Linked DNA regions of Mus musculus: regions 1 and 3 are each linked to region 2. Evidence: chromatin loops called from intact Hi-C (ENCODE). Cell type or tissue: left cerebral cortex. All regions are shown on one strand. Each heading gives the region's core, and the rest is flanking DNA. Links, peaks and the distances in the headings are about the cores only. Region 1 overlaps Epha7 (Eph receptor A7). Region 2 overlaps Epha7 (Eph receptor A7). Region 3 holds the start of Epha7 (Eph receptor A7).

Region 1 (5,000 bases), core at 1-5,000, 110 kb before region 2:
TCTCAAAGTATTAACAAATGTGGCACATATATTTAGAATTGTCACTTATAAATAAGGGGGTTGTAATGTGACAGCACTGTAGCTACTTACTTTTGCCAAATGATGTCATTTTTTTTTCTGACGTGAAGAATAAAAATGGGTGCGCTTGATATGTCATACTAGAGTGGATCGTATTGTTGTAGAAGGCGTCTGAAGTAGAGTTTAAACTGTCACCAGAGAGCCACGGAGTTACTCATGTTTGTTTTTTGAACAATATTTTATTTTAGAACAATTTTCTGTTAATTATCATTATGTGATCAACTACAGGCCAATATTTTTACATATATACATATTTTATACATATATACATATAGTTACAGTTACAATTGTATGACTTATGTTGCTATTAACTTACAAAGTATAATATACTCTGCAAAATGGCTTTTATGTATATCTTAAACTGCTTGGGTGGCAACATCATTTAACTATTTGCAATGAGTGGTTAGTTTAAAGATGACTATACCTAATAATTGTTATAGCTAAGTACATTGTCCATTAGCTACTCTGGGTACTCATCCTGGTGTTTTCTTTCTATTAGCTTGCTTGATGAAGTAGGTGACCTTGTCCTAATCTGTTTTAGACAATGCAAAGGGGAACCTCTGCAAAGCAAATAGATACCTTGCTGTTATGTTAATACTACTGTGTTAGTGTAATATTCAAACTTGACATTTTTTAACTCTTGGGCATATGATTTTTAGCAACATTATTGTAGTTTCTGTCACAAAGAACAATCCTAACAAAATTATTATTCATTGTTGAACTTAAATGTTTCTCACATAGTAGCAAGCTCTTTTCCCCCAAACTTATATGACTTTTAAAAGAATAAATAGTAATTTAAAAATATTTAGATTTCACAAACCAAGAGTTGTGGTGTACACCTTTAATCCCAAATCTCTGAAGGCAGAGTCAGGCGTATGCCCAACTTCAAGGACAGCTTGGTCTACATAGTATGTTCCAGCCCAGTCAGAGCTACAACTTCAAGGACAGCTTGGTCTACATAGTATGTTCCAGCCCAGTCAGAGCTACATGGTGAAACTCTGTCTTAAAATAAACAGACAGAAGAAACAAAACAAAATTTCTGATTCTGAAAATTTATTTAAGTGCATATGATTTTTTGGCTTTTTTTTTAATGGGCATTCTAAATTGAAATCTTCTATAAGAAATTACATACTAAATTTCTAAGAAAAAAGAATACATATACAATTAAAATTATCAGCATTCAATATAATCTGAAATAATAATTTAGTTGTGTTGTGGTAAATTTAATATCGCATCAAAACTATACAGGATTAACACAGTGTATCCAAGCACTCTGTGACAAACCTGAGGCTGGCTTAGGGTACATCAGGACACCTGACTGTACAAGGAGACCTGCTGTTTAGTTGTTTGGTTTTGTTTTGTAAAGCAAAAGAGACACTTTACATATTTATTGAATATCTCTCCTTTTGACATAAGCATAAAAGCTGAGCTCTTAAGTTTTTCACCCTTATTGGAAGAGCTGAATGCATGCAGTGGATTAGGAGGACTGAGATAAAGTACTTCCCCTCCAGCACTCAGTTATTATCTCTGGGGTAGATAACAATGTCAAGTGAACTAGGAACAAACAAATGAAGCCTCTGCTGGCTTAGGTCTATTAGCAAACACAACATTCTCTATGTCCCTACAATCCAGACCCCTCTTTCATTTCTCACGAGAGTACTCAATTAGGAAATCTTAAGAATTCCATAGCTGAGAACCACAAAAGTGACACAAAGACTTAGCATCACTCTTTGGCAGAAGAATGTCTGTCTTACTGTATAAACACAATCACTTCTCTAATGAACTAATCAGATGAAAGGTGAAGTTTTTATCTAGTAGACCTTAACAACAGTTACTGGAAAAGTAATGTTACAATGCCAGTTGTAACAATTATTTAGAGATTTTTGACAGCAACAATCCAGAATTTTCTTTAAAAAAGCACAAGCTAATGCTAATATTTTAATTAATGTGAAAGAAAAATTTATATTTTGCACAATTATAAATGTGGAAAAAAACAAATCAGAAATACATATGTAAAACTTCACTATTAAATTTATCTGATGAAAGACTAGGAAATAATATTAAAGGTTCCATTTTTGGAAGAATTAAGTTTTTTAATGAAAATTATAATGTTTTATTTTATTTTATTTAGTAGGAAGTGTTTGAGTTGTAAACATATTAATAGAAAACTTAATACAAATATCTTTAACCATAGTTTAAAGATGTATTTGCCATGAAGAAATGGCCCGAATTTTTTTCAACTGAGCAAAACCATTTTGCTAAACATTGTCTGATTACAAATAATTATTTTGGCTTTAAGAAGTTAATACTATATTTGGTGACCAAAATTACTGTCACCTGTGAACTACATCTTGGTGCCTAAACTTCAAGTAGTAATTCTTCATATTCCTCTACATGAAACTTTGCAGTGTAATAGATGGAATTAGGTATTGAGAGTAGTCACTCAGCTTGTACAGGCATAAAGAAATAAGATACCTCTATATGCCTCATGTTTGTCGTATTGTAAGTCAGTGATATTAACTGTGACAGAAATGTTCATGGGTTTTCTGCATTGGTGATACATGAGGAAGGAATCATGCCATTTGTGGAAACACTCTGCTCCTTGGCGAGGCTCCAGGGCATGGCTGTGCGGGTGCTTGCCTCTGGACTTGATCCAGGCCTGCCTTTATAATATTCCTCCTGTTCCCTCTCAATGATCCTGTTAAGAGTTGGAAAACAAATCCTGTCCCGTATTGAGGAACACTGATGTATTGAGAGGGGATGCTGGTGTGTCCCTAGCCAAATGTGACTGATTAGCCACTTAAAGCCTAGTTTATCTGGGGGCTGTCTAGCGGATCATTCGGATGCTTGTAACATCCAACGTGAAAGGTCAATAACTGCAAAAACTGATCACAGTTTTTTACTTGATGTCAGTTTATTTTGTGAACTTGAAAAAGTGAATCTGTTCCTAAAGCCACATGGTTCTTAAACCTCTGAATGCATGAAGAATTTCTATTCAATAATTAAGTATTATAGTTCTTAAAAGCAGACACTTACAGTTGTTGTAAAATACATAATTCTAATTTGTAAGATTTTTTTCTCGCCAAAAATTTTTTCTTTTGAAAATTTCTCTTTAAACTGAAACTTGAAAAAACTGGCCAATATATTTTTCTAAGTAAGGAGAATAGCCATTTAAAAAATACATTTTAAAATATATTTTATAATATGGGAAGGTTAGTAAGTATATTTGTGAAGTATATTTATTGTTAAAATATTTTTGCGTGATTTTCACTGTGCACATCTGTAGCTGAGATTTCTCTTAGATTGCTGTAGGCAATTTTCAGTAGATGTTAAGCAATAACATTTTTCAATTCCTCATTTAATCACTGTAACTTCACTAATAAGCTGAATCTCAGAGATTCTAAGTTGGTAAACTTAGATGAGAATATTGAATCTTTATTTCGCTTTTGTCTTTCTTGAAACTATGCCACATGCTTCCAAGAAATCTGTTCTGGACTTCAGTGTGTTAGATACTTCAGAAAGAATCATGTTTTAGTTTATGGAGAATGTCTACAGAATTATCTGGCTCAGATGTCCTGTCTTCTTTGCTTTCAAAATGTTCTTTCTGACTTAAACATAGAATTTATATCATAAAACTTATAGAAAATGATATTATAGAGATTTGAATTTTTGTGTGTGTTATTTTGCTAAATTTCATTTTTATAAAGAAAAAAATTAGGAATTTCTTTGTGATTATTTGAAAAATAAAATTAAAAAGTATGGACATAGTTTTCCTTATAAAGGGTTTTCTTGAGGCAGCGACAGGCAGATTTCTGAGTTTGAGGCCAGCCTGGTGTACAAAGTGAGTTCCAGGACAGCCAGGGCTACACAGAGAAACCTTGTCTGGAAAAACAAAAACAAAACAAAAAAAAACAAAAACAAAAAACAAAACAAAAACAATCAACCAACCAAACCCCCCCCCCTCAAAAAAAGGGTTTTCTTCAGGTGTATCTTATTTTCATTTGATATATTAATAGAACTATTACTTTGGTGATATATATGATTTATAAACTTGTAACATACACCATTGTAGAACTTTAAACATTCATTTGAATTAAAAATATTAACAATATTTAAAATTATTTCTCATTTACACTTCTGAAGCCTGTGACTATTTTTTAATTTGACAGACTATTTAATAAATAGTGCCATCAATTTCCATGATAGCCAATGAGTCTTAGAAATATACTGTATTGCTAAATGAATATTAAAAGAAAGGTAATCTGTATTACAAGTTATATTGCTCTAGCAGAAATTATGGAATCCTCGTTTTCTGGATCCACACCTTACCAGGTGCATAAAGTAGGACATTCTAAACTTGAATTTTTTAAAGTTTAAATTGGGGCTAATAAAAATAGTACTTCCCTCATAGGGGTATTGTAGGAATTGAATGGACTAATAAATGTTAAACCCTAGAAATAGTATCTGGGACATAAGAAATAATCAATGAATGTGCAGTATTATCATTATTATGTAGTATTATATATCCTAGATAAAGAAATATTATGGCAATAAATGATTGAACATATATTGTTCAGGCTGCAGCCAGCGTATTGTCTTTTAATATAGCATTCTAATTCCGATAGCACACCAAAGGGCATTTAAATAAAATAAAATATCATTTGCTCATCCATTTTCATTTCAAACAATGTTTGTATCTGAAATATTAGAAATGTTTTAAATATCCAAAGTTAAGGCTTAACACCACTACTGAACTTAGTTATTAGAATATTGGTGTTTCTATACAGGAATTATGAATTGTCTTTTGAACACTTTTGCAGGAAAACTCATGTAAAAATATACATAACATATTTAGGGAAAAATAGCTAGAATTATAATCATAATTATGGTTCTAATATAGTGTACTGATTTGAGGTGATATC
Region 2 (5,000 bases), core at 1-5,000:
ATCATGATCTATACAATCACTACCCTTGTCAATAGTTATTAAAAGGGGAAGTGCACAAACTTTCTTTACTATTGCTGTGATGAGAAATTTCCCTAAAATGAGTAACCTAAGGCCATTTGTTTTATAACCAATATTTGTTGCGTTAGAATTCTGAAAGAGCTTCATTCAGCGCAATCCATTTTTTTTTTCTCACAGTTTCCTCAGGCTATAAGCTGATCTGGGCTAGCCTGCCTGCCTGCCTGCCTGCCTGCCGGCCTGCCTGCCTGCCTCCTTCCTCCCTGTCTGCTTGCCTGCCTGCCTGCCTCCTTTTCTTTTCCCTTCCTTCTTTCCTTTTATTTTCTGCTCATAGATTTGTAATTTGGGAAGCTTTAGGGGGAAAAAAAAATCCATGCTCATTCAATTCTTTGGCGCTTCATAAAGGACTGCAGTATGCATCTCTCTGCTGTCAGCCAGGGTCCCCCGCCATATCTTCTTGTGTTTCCCACTATTGTTGTACTGTGTTACCTCAACACAAATCACCAACCCTAGCTGGACCATCTTTCCATATTAAAGTCTCTAGTTTTTCTTTCAGCTTCAGTGTCCCGTGCGGTGTCACCATAACTCCTACTGTGTTTTCAAGTTATTTTTTTCTCTACTACATGGAGAAAAATTTCTCTAACCATGCATGTGCATGCAAGCCTTCATACATGCACATACACACACATACAAATAGGCATGCTTAACATTTTTGCAAGACAAAAATGAAGGCCTTGTTCTGTAATCTAAATGTGACTTTGAAATTGAATCAGAAGTTAAGATAAAAGATGATATTTGGCTGTATAGATATCAAACTGTACAAAGTAACTCTTGGTTTAGCTTTATATGTCAGTAATCCATCCTGGTTAGAGATTATAAATCTAAAACTTGATCTTACCAAATCAAAACATACTTTTTTGCTTTATTTTACTTTGAATTTCTGGATTCATAAAAATCACCAACTTTGTTATCGTGCTATTGAGATTTACTATTTATCTATGGAAATTGTGCCTTGATTTCCTCAGGTCATATGTTAATTATCATTTAGTATAGATTCCAAATACAGGTAACAGTCTACTACATGGCTTGGTATTGCATGGTGTATTTTATATCTCTCCTTATGCTTCAGAAGAATTTTTGAAAACCAAGAAAATTGCATCCCTCTCCCTAGTTCAAAGCGTCAAATTTGAATATTTCCATACATGGAGGTGGGAAATGTATCCGTGAATCATTCCATACAAACTCTGCTAAAGATTGTTAGATAGCTTTGCCATATTAATACTTCCTAACAAATATTTCCAAGTTCACATTATTGCTTACTGCTTATTAGTTTCACATCAGTTCCAATTGAATTATATATTGATTTCATTTTAATAAGTATGGACATTATAAATTAGTGTCATACCATGCAATTGGTTGTTAAATGTTATGTAATTTCATTTTAGATTTCATTTTCAGAAATGAACCATGGGTTATAATTAACTGAGCATTTGACGTGAGTAGATATACTGTGTTTCAGAAAGTAGATTAGATATGACAAGGTAACCACACGGTGCATTGTGTTTTAGCATCAGCTCACCTATGACTCTCTTATATCAATTACTTTGTAAACTGACCTTCTTAGAATCTGACTAGTTCAGAGTTATCTGTGTTTATAGATGGTATACTTTGGTGGCGCCTGTCTTCTATACCTAAAATAGTAGAACTTGGGGAAAATATTATCAGTTTTTCTGAACCAAAACCTTGTATTTGAAGGGTTTTCTTTTGCATGACTCACTATTCTCAAGTGTCAGTTGCTAACACTTCTGTCTATGCCCTCTGAAAGCACGTGCCTGAATATACTGTCAGCAGAGGTTTTAAAGTCAAATAGGTGTACGAAAAGATCAGTGTGTCCCCTTGTGGGCGTGGTTTCCTGTGCAAAAGCAGAGACATCTGTTGTGGCATGGTGAACCATTAGTGCAATAGGGTGAATTTCAAAATATTACACATTTCAAAGGGTTTTTGGCACCCTTTCTCCCATATCCTCAATTATCATAATTATATCTGTAAAAGTTCTTTTACAGTTTCAAATAGCGAGTGTAATTTTAGTGTAACTTTCAAAACTCAAGTCTTCTTTTACAGTAGAGCTTGCTCCACGTGGCAGTAACTAAGCAAGGTGTATTTATAGCCCGCATTTTCTCCAGAGCACTGAGAATCCAAGGCTTCCTGTGTCTTTCAGTTTTGAGAAGGCAACTAAGAAGAGTTTAAGCAGTCACTGAAAACTACAGTGTGTGATGCATGCTATTTGAAAGTAGACGGTAGTCTTAAATGTGTTAAACAACATCACCCATTCCTTCCCAACTTGATTTCACGTAGCCCAACTAAATTATATGCAGTGATCACACAGCAGTGTGTGGGTGAGCATGTGCAGCTCTTTGCAGTATTTCCACCTGGGCTGTGTTCTAGGTTTCAGAGCAAATGAGACTTTTGAAACGCCAAATGCAGCAGGACCTTCTTGTTGGTTGGTGTTTACGCTTCCTGAGGCCATGGAGGCCACTCACACATCTCACTTTGTGAGCTGCTCTAAGCCTGGTCTCCCTCAGTGTAGAGATAGGTTTTCATAACTACTGCAAAGGGATAAATGTTGTTGAAAATGGGTTTCTCATTGCAAATTTGTTTCACTGCAAATGTACCAGATATGCATTTACCTGTAAATACAGTCTACAGAAAGCCTCACCTGAATTTTCTTCAAGCAAAAGACATTCCACTTAATCTGCCTAGTTATTTTTTTTATTAATGTGGGCAAAAATGGCAGTCATGAATCTTCCTTGCCCTTCCTTCAAAACCGCAAAACATAGAATATGATAGAATATGTGCAAAATGTGTTTTCCAGACATTGATGCAAGAAAGTATTATGAAGTAGAAGAAACAAAAAGCCACAGGGATAAACATCAGAAATTTGCTTAAATGGCTTTGGTCCCGTATAATTGCTTTTCTGTCAGCAGGATTATTAACAATTTCGGACATCTGAAAATTAAATTAACAGCCTTGAAAATATTTTACAGAATGAGATAGAGCATGATCCATGAAACATAATGACCCCACTGAAAATCAGCCAAGTCGGCGCAGCTACTCACTTAGGCAGAGGGGACGAGTAGTAAATCATCACGGAGCAAATTGGACAGAGCAAATTAGCTTACTGAATTCCAAAGCCTTGGCTACCAGAAAGAGGATATGCCTCTAATTAGAACGAAGGAACTCAGCGCATACTATTATCAGCAAAGGGAGAGAAAGCAACACTTTAGCTTTGAACTGCCTCCATAGAGGCTCACGAGTCAGGGTTACAGAGGTGCATTACGTATGTCAGGGTGTAAAGCCGACGGCATCCCATGCCCAGCTTGACATGGGAGAATTTGCACATACTGTAGCATGTTCACCTAATGAAGTGTAAAACTTCTCACCAAAGTTAGTTGCTGTTCATTCAGACTGGAATATATATGTACATCCGCATACACAAATGAAACATAAAAACATTTTAAAGTGTGTACCCTTTAAGTGAAGACGCTGCTTCATGAACTTTTATTTCTCTACAGTATTCTGATTTTTTTTATTTCGTTTGAAACGTGTATTTTTGTTTTGTGTAAAATAAATATTTGGACTCGGTTTATCACTGGAGATTAATCTGAAATCATATTTTCTAGCCTTAATTAGCATTCATTTGCTTAATTGTCATCCTCGGCCCCATGATTTTCGTTTTCCAGCAACTTGAACAATGCTATCTTCTGCTGTTTGCACTTTCATTTAAATTTCTATTAAGGTTTATGAACAGTAATAAGGTCCTGTTTGAATATTCATTAGCTTTTGAATTGTGAGCTATGAAAAGGTGCTTTCTTTTACCTTAATGAAACTGGCACGGCATGGGACTGATCAGTTGTGACATATGATTTGAGGCACCCGGTGAATTCTCTCATTGTTTATTGACACATCTTGTCCAAACAGCTCCCTCGCAAGTGAGTGGAGTCATGAAGGAGCGAGTACTGCAGCGGAGTGTGCAGCTTTCCTGGCAGGAGCCGGAGCATCCCAATGGAGTCATCACGGAATATGAAATCAAGTATTATGAGAAAGTAAGTGTGAGAGAGCTGTGGCGCCAACAGTGCGGTGCCTGACACCATCCAACTGCGCTGCATGCAGTCCTGGGCATTCCACTACAATTCGGAGCTACATCAGGATCCATACTTACTATTAATAGCCATCACCACCACCTCTGGTTTAGGATTGTGACCAACAGCTCTATTGGTTAGCTTTCTGTGTCACACAAATGAGAATATTGTACTCGTAGTGGATTTCTTCAGGTTTTTTTTTTAATTTAATTATTCGATAGAGCGCTTTTATGACACAGAAACTAATCAATCCAATACATTTTGAACAGTGTCCCTTTCAGTCAATTTGTGTGCTTAATGAAACTTTAATTTAGGGCTTTCATAGGACCGATGTTTTCAAATACTGTTGTAATAGCTGATGATATTGTGCATAATATGTATATAATACCCTCCAACACTAAGATTGTCATGATGTTATTCCATTCCTTAGATTCTCTAGCATAAATACAGAATTATTATGCCTTATGCCTCTTTTTCTATAGAAAGTCTAAAACTCATGTGGTGTTCCTTTCTATACTCTCCATAGAATGAACAAATATTAATAAGAAAGAATCTGTCCATATGAATCCATTCATCCATGTCTTGTTTAGAAAGGATGAAACTGTCAACCTTATTTACTAACACTTATGTGAGTTTTACCACACAGAAACACATCACTCAATTTAAAATGCAGAAACCACCACTAATAAATAGTATGACCATAATTGTAATAAATGATACTATATACATTTAATGCAGTTAGGTGAATGCTCCAGTACATGAAACTACTTCACTATTTAGACATGATTATAAAAATAAATCCTAATATTTGACAAAATTTGGGAATGATCAACTTCATTAAAATGT
Region 3 (6,539 bases), core at 1,540-6,539, 120 kb before region 2:
AAGAGACTTTTAAGCATAATTTCTAAAATATTCAATAGACCTAATGTCTAGCAATACGTAAAATTTAATACATAAACTACAGAAGCGACGTGATTGGAAAAGAAGGAAAACTTCATTTCTTTCTTTGGTATAATTATATTAGGCAAGTTAAACAACAGAAGAAAACCGTAAAAATAGAAAAGAATCTGGGGGCTGTAATCTCTTTTTATCTACACTATCCCTCCTGTACATATCAGAGAGAAACCAGCACACATTTCCAGAGGTCAACCAGGAAGTCCGAGGTTGAACTTTTTGTCCATCAGAAATAAAGGCTGATCATCAATGAGTGTTTATTTTTCTTTCCTTTTCTTTAAAAATATAGAACAATAAAAGGAAAATCCATCTTAAAATATGACGTACTTATCTACTCAGTGTGACCCTTGACATAGATGATTTGGCCATTACATTTTTAAGATTTTCATTTTACAATGTCAACCACCTCTTGCTTGCAAAGTGTGCAAAACTGCCTAATGGAAAACAGATTTCTCCACACACTTTTTTCTTGTAGCTAGGATTGGGTGAATTCAAGTGGAAATGTTGGTTACATTTTTAGTCTTAGCTTTTTTTAGAAAGATAATTACAGAATAATTATGGACTAACTACAGAAAATAGTAAATGTTTGCCCAAGTAGAAGGAATGGCTATGTGAATTTAGTACCTGGCGGCTTTCTTTAGAACTGAATGTTATTTACACAGCGAAATGGGAAACAATTCAAGTAGAGCAACCTATGAAAGACCCCAGAAAATGAGAAGCATGTAAGTAAAAACGACAAGAAACGTTTTCTAAGGTCCTATTTTGCCTGAGAAGAAACTGAAGATAGAAGGAGAGAAGAGGCGAGCATAAAACAAAAGACTTCCTTTCTCCAGCCCCACTTTCCCTGTTTCTTTTGTCATAGGTTGTTGTGAACTCAGGCAAACATTGAAAGGTTTTCTTTTGGGGGGCGGGGGGCACTTTTGATTAATTTTATTTTTCCAGAGATAGGGGAGTAGTAGTTAAACATGCCTCTCGAGTTACAGAACAGAAGTTCAAACTTTTGAAAACAAAAGAGAGGAAAAGAAAAGAAAGAAAGAAAAAAGGCAGAAAACCAAAGTTATCCGACCTGCTGAGGCTGCTAACAAAAAAGTAAAAGGCGTTCTAAAAGCATAGCTCAGTTTCACTGTCCGGGTCGGGGTCGGTGATTGGTAGTTGAGGGAAGGCTTGTTTCGCCTATGCCGTCTAGAAGACGTTGAGCAGCACTGCTATATACAGGAGTGTAAGACGGGAGAGTTATTCTCGGGTTTATTCAGCTCAGTGAAGCTGCAGTAGCTAAAAGCCAAGTGCTCCCGACTGCACGCCGCTGGCCTAACGCGGCTCGTCCCCGCTTTCCCGGCAACCGATCTGGGAGGGAATCCTGGACTCGCAACCCGACTCCGCTCGGCGTTGATTGGCTCCTGCTCAGGACCCCGCCTCCAAGGTAGAGGCGGCCACTTCGTAGGGACCCGCCCCCCGGCCGTGGGAATCGCCGCCTAGCAGGCGGGCTGCGGCTGCCACTCAGTCGGAGTGGCGGAGGCTCTGGGTTCGTAGCCCCGCCTCCTCCCCCCTAATTGATATTATTGGAGTGTGGAGCAAGCGGCCGGTCTGCAGTCGGAGACTTGCAGGCAGCAAACACGGTGCGAACGAACCGGAGGGGGGAGAGAGAAATCAAACAGCTAAGCGTGGAGCAGACGGCCTGGGACCCAGAAGGGGATCGATGCGAGGAGCGCAATAATAACAACAATAATAACCCACTTCGGAGCAAACAGCATCTAAAGAGCTGCGACCCAACTGCAGCCTAAAAAAATCAAACCTGCTCATGCACCATGGTTGTTCAAACTCGGTTCCCTTCGTGGATTATTTTGTGTTACATCTGGCTGCTTGGCTTTGCACACACGGGGGAGGCGCAGGCTGCGAAGGAAGGTAAGGCCAGAGGAAAGCAAAGTTTGTTCTGACTTATTTATTTCGCTGTCTACCTGCACGAGCCGACGGGTCCGCGGCGCTGGCCGCCGCGCCTCCGGCGCCGGGCGACCCTCCCTCGACCCCCCGCCCCCTCCCCGCCCTCAGTTCCAATCGACCAGAGGCGACCGGCCGGGACTAGTCGGGGCCCCGGAGCTCCAAGGGGTGGCCGGGGACTGGCGCGCGCTCTGCAGCCGGGCAGCTCGGGGGGCCATGGTGGCGAGGCTGAAGGGCGAGCGAGCTCCTTTGCATCCGGCATCTCGGGTCTTCAGCTCCAACCGCCGCGTTTGCTCCTTCTCTTGCGGTCGGCCTGCCGTGGACGCCACAGTGAGAGTTGGTTCGAAACCTGGGGAGTGGAGCTCCGCGTCGCCCCCAGCCTCCCCGGAGGAGCCGAGACTTCCGTGGCTGCGAGCGCTCGGGCTCCCGCCGACTCGCTCACTGCGGCGGCGGCGGCGGCGGCGGCGGCAGCGGCGCGGGCCTGCGGTGGGCGCTCGGCTGCCGCTCGAAACAATGCGGCCGCGAGGGGAGGCAGCGCGCGGGGCTCGGGCTCGACCCGCCGCCGGGAGGACTGGCCGCAGCCGGCAGTTTGCACGGAGAGGCCACCGAGTGAGAAGTCTCCCGTCACTTGGCCCAGGTCCGGTACTCCGGGAGTCCAAGTAGCCAGTCCTGGCCTCTGGGGACGAGTTCTGGTACGCGAGGGGAGGCTTCTTTTGACCACAGGATACGCCTGTACGTGGGTATTTTTCCCTGCGTCTCCTTTGAACCATTGGCAAAAGGTAAAATACCTTTTGGTGCCTGTAGTTGGAGCTGGGGAAAAATAAATCCTGTCAAAGGAAGTGTCTTGCTGCTAAGCAGTGTCACAATACCGGTACCTCATCTGACAAGCTTGCGTTTCTAAGGTTGATTTCTTGGATACTTTAGAAGCCTGTTCGGGGGTGTGGAGGGCGAGAGATCTGTTAGATTTAGGTCATAGCAGTACTAAAGGGAGGGGGCATACTGGTCCTCGATTCTTTTATTCCTAAAACTTAAGATTTCACGCGGCTTTTCTTTATTCTCTTCGTCCACCCTTCTTCGTTAACTCAACATCCCCAACCCGGTACAGTACCCTACTTTGGAACAGCCTGACCTTCTGGCCCCACTTTGCACATCTGCAGTCTGTGTTGACGCTGAATCCATTGAGAGAAAAACGTGCCTCTGAGCTGATGGTTATGTCTGCAGGTGGACCAGCATCTGCTACACACACACATACACACACACACACACACACACACACACACACACACACACACATCAAACATACATTTCAAGCCTCTTGACTTTGGTGACCAGAAACCGACACCCTGCCACCTTGTCCCGATTCCTCCGGAATAGCGGGATCTAAGGAAAAGTTTGCCCCGCACGGCGAAGCGGCGCGCGCGAGCTCTGGCAGACTCCAGCAGGAGTTTGAGCTATAAATAACTGCATCACTAGGGGGAGAGGTGCCTGCAGCCAGCAGGCCTCTCTTGCTCTCCTCCTCCGGTGCTACGTGGAGAGGGTTCTGATTCTCGGAGCCTGAGTTCTTTAGATGCAGACAAGATGTTTAAGAGGCAGGTGGTAGGGAACGCGCCCGACTTCTCGGTGGCGACGCTCGGGGCGCTCCGGCGCGCAATCAGGCGGTGGCGTTCCCTGAGCGCTGCTACCCGGAGGTGGCCCGGGGCATCACGGCACCCAAGGAGCTTGGCCAGCAGCGCCGCGAGCAGGTGCGCGGCCTCTAGGGCAGCTGGGGTGGCGACCAACCTCCCGGGTCCCCTTTCCCGGTTCCCTAGCGCGGCAGGAGTGGCCCGGGAACGCTGAGGCTAATTGCGGCCGCTGCTCTCCATCCCGACAGTACAACCGCCGCCGCGCCCTCAGAGGAGGCGCTTCCCGAAAGCCCGTCTGTTCCTCGCGACTCCTGCCCAGGCTGGGCGCCACCCGCTCCCTGGAGTCCCAGGTCTGGAAGTGTAATGGACGCTAGGTTGGCGGGCGCAGCCGTCTGGCTGCCCCGCCCCGCCCCGCCCCGCCCTGATGCTCGGGCAGCGCTGGAGCCTCCAGGCTCACCGCAGAGCCGCGGCTCTGGACTCCCGGTAGCGGCCAGCTGCCCTGTGCCTTCTCCGGGGCGCGCAGTGAGGCTGACTCGGTACGGCAGTCCAGAGGGAAGACGGTCACGGGGCGATTGCATTCAGCACTCCAGAGCTTCCGAAAGCCTCGCCAGCTCGGTGGCCACCTTCTACTTCCTCTTGATTTGCCGGTTTCTTTGCTAAGTTGCCGGCCAGCAGGTAGCCGAGGGGAAAGGCATAGCAGGAGAGGATAATCTCAGGGTTCATTTCATTCTTAAGACTAACCCCAAAAGGTCATGTAGGTTTAAAATCCACTGGTTGTTGTCAATATAAAAGCTCCCCATCCCCCACAATAAATTCCAAAAGAGAGTTCTGTGACTTGAATTTGTTTCCTTGGGCTTCATCCCTTCTCAAGGTATTGTGAAACTATCCTTTCTCAATTGCTCTTCTGAATACACTAATCCAACGACTTACTGGTGTTCCAAGTTAGAACACAAATTGAAAATTTATAAGTGACTTGTATTTTTAATTGAAAGGGAGTCGATCCCTCTCCCCCACCCCCCCGACAATCTTAAATGCACTACACTAAAACCAGACTCCTGTTTTTGTATCTATCTGTTTCCATTTACTGGGGATAACTTTGACTCCTGGAGAAGGAACTGAGCGCATCATCTACTCTTCTTTTGTCTCTCAACACCCGTCTTCTTTACCTTTCAAAGCATAAACCTTTTAAAATTGGAGTCTGAATATGTTTCAATATTAAGAAGTTTATCTGAGTACATATTTTCAAGTCAAAATTTGAACAATTTCCTGGAGGTGACATTAAGCATATGTAAAGAATATTCACGATGATTTCTGGACCAATAGATTATTTGTGAAAATGCTGACAGTCAGGAATATTGTTTTAAAACACCAAAGCTATGTAGCTCTAAAATCAATTCGGTCAGTAAGTATTTTATAAGAATAATTATCTTAGAGTAACATCATGACCAACTGAAAGCATAATGTGTTATAACAGGTAACATTCTAATGAATTATTCCATTAATACAAATAATACTTTAATCACAATTTTCATAAATATTAATTATGTTTTTGGTAGTCTAAAGATGGAATACAACTCCTTGTAAAAGTCAGCTGGGAGCTTAACCCATCTAGAGAATAGCTAGTATGTTGAAAAATGTCCAATTTAAAATTATATATATATATATATACATATATATATATATATAATTTCAAATATATATATATTTGAAAGCTGATGGTTGTCTTGTTTAAAAGCACAGCTTGTAGATAACAGAGACTTGTTCCTCATGGTAGCATTGTTTAACATAGATTTAACATTTCTATATTCATATTGATAGAAGGCAAGGTGCTATGAGGGTTTTCCCCTTTAAATATTAAACCCCAGTTGTCAAGAGACGATAGGAAGTATCGCTGGTAGAATATTGAAAAGTGGAGCCAGGCTGAATAGTAGTGTGGGGATGATATCTTAGTAGGTTCGTGTCTTTAAATGTAGTGAACTCCCTGACTTCCAAAGATCTTGTATGTTATTACTGCACAACCATTGTACCTGAGCTTAGCTTTCTAAACTCATTTTTATGTTAGTTTCACTGGGAATATATTTTTTATACTTTAATTGAAGGTATAAACAAGTGCATGTATAATTTAATATGTTTCCCCCTCTAGAAAGTTTCCTATGCTTGTATTTTGTGGCTCTTCACTGCTTGATGCATTTATATAAGTCTTAAGTCATCAAGTAGCAATTTTATATAAAAAATAGATTTATCCTAAAATGTTTAGAGATGTGCTTAATTTTTTTTGTAACATTGAAAATAAAACTTCTCTTTTTCAGTACTATTACTGGACTCGAAAGCACAACAAACAGAATTGGAATGGATTTCCTCTCCACCCAGTGGGGTAGGTACAGACCTCATACAGTATGATCGTAGCTGGTCAGAGAAAGACAGGAAAGCTTCCCTCTGAGGGAACTATTCATGTCCATACATTAAAAATGCTTAAAACTTAACATTATTGTTTAATGTTTTGTTTTCTCATGAGATATTAGATTCTCAAAGTATAGAAAGTATACTTTGAACTTTGAGAAAGGAGAAAATAAAATAAATCAAGCCCAGAGTCTTTGAGTTCTTTCTGGGAGTCGTATCAATCATGCCTGTTTGTTCAGGTTATAAATGCTTACTAATTGCAGGGAACATTCTTTTCGCTAACTCACTTAAGCCTCTACAGTTGCCTTATGCTTCTGGGTAATGATCACCAGGTAGAACCTCTGTAATTCTTTAAAACAGTATGAAACTTGTTTTCATCTTCTAAAAATAGTTTTAACATTGTCCACAGTAGACTCCAGAGGGTAACAAAAACTGTAAAAGAATATTGAGACGTAAGATTTGCCATAAAATGTTAGCTTCTTAAAATTTGTGTTGTTATCTTACTATCTG

The links. A loop is a pair of places that touch in the nucleus more often than their neighbours do. Peaks named below come from ENCODE experiments on the same cell type or tissue, not always from the same donor. Only the 100,000 strongest peaks of a DNase experiment are listed, where the experiment ranks them.
Region 1: it touches region 2 in a loop (2.3-fold over the local background); 4 of 42 quality-filtered maps call a loop at or near these places.
Region 3: it touches region 2 in a loop (3-fold over the local background); 4 of 42 quality-filtered maps call a loop at or near these places.

What each region holds. Positions count from the first base shown.
Region 1 is chr4:28,822,069-28,827,068 of GRCm38, forward strand. All of the region lies in intron 3 of Epha7 (Eph receptor A7), which reads left to right. Among named protein-coding and RNA genes, the nearest start is that of Epha7, 11 kb to the left of the region's middle. In left cerebral cortex, for the core only: no CTCF peak of the experiment used is centred there; a DNase peak (open chromatin) is centred at 2,717.
Region 2 is chr4:28,931,711-28,936,710 of GRCm38, forward strand. Epha7 (Eph receptor A7) reads left to right here. Exons shown (of 17, transcript NM_010141.4): 6 at 3,994-4,118. Among named protein-coding and RNA genes, the nearest start is that of Epha7, 120 kb to the left of the region's middle. In left cerebral cortex, for the core only: no CTCF peak of the experiment used is centred there; DNase peaks (open chromatin) are centred at 1,922, 2,333 and 4,082; H3K4me3 peaks cover 634 bases.
Region 3 is chr4:28,811,507-28,818,045 of GRCm38, forward strand. It overlaps Epha7 (Eph receptor A7), which reads left to right and starts at 1,625. Exons shown (of 17, transcript NM_010141.4): 1 at 1,625-1,974; 2 at 5,939-6,003. The coding sequence starts at 1,878. In left cerebral cortex, for the core only: CTCF peaks have their summits at 2,796 and 3,499; DNase peaks (open chromatin) are centred at 2,343, 2,838, 3,441 and 3,951; H3K4me3 peaks cover 4,860 bases; H3K27ac peaks cover 2,801 bases.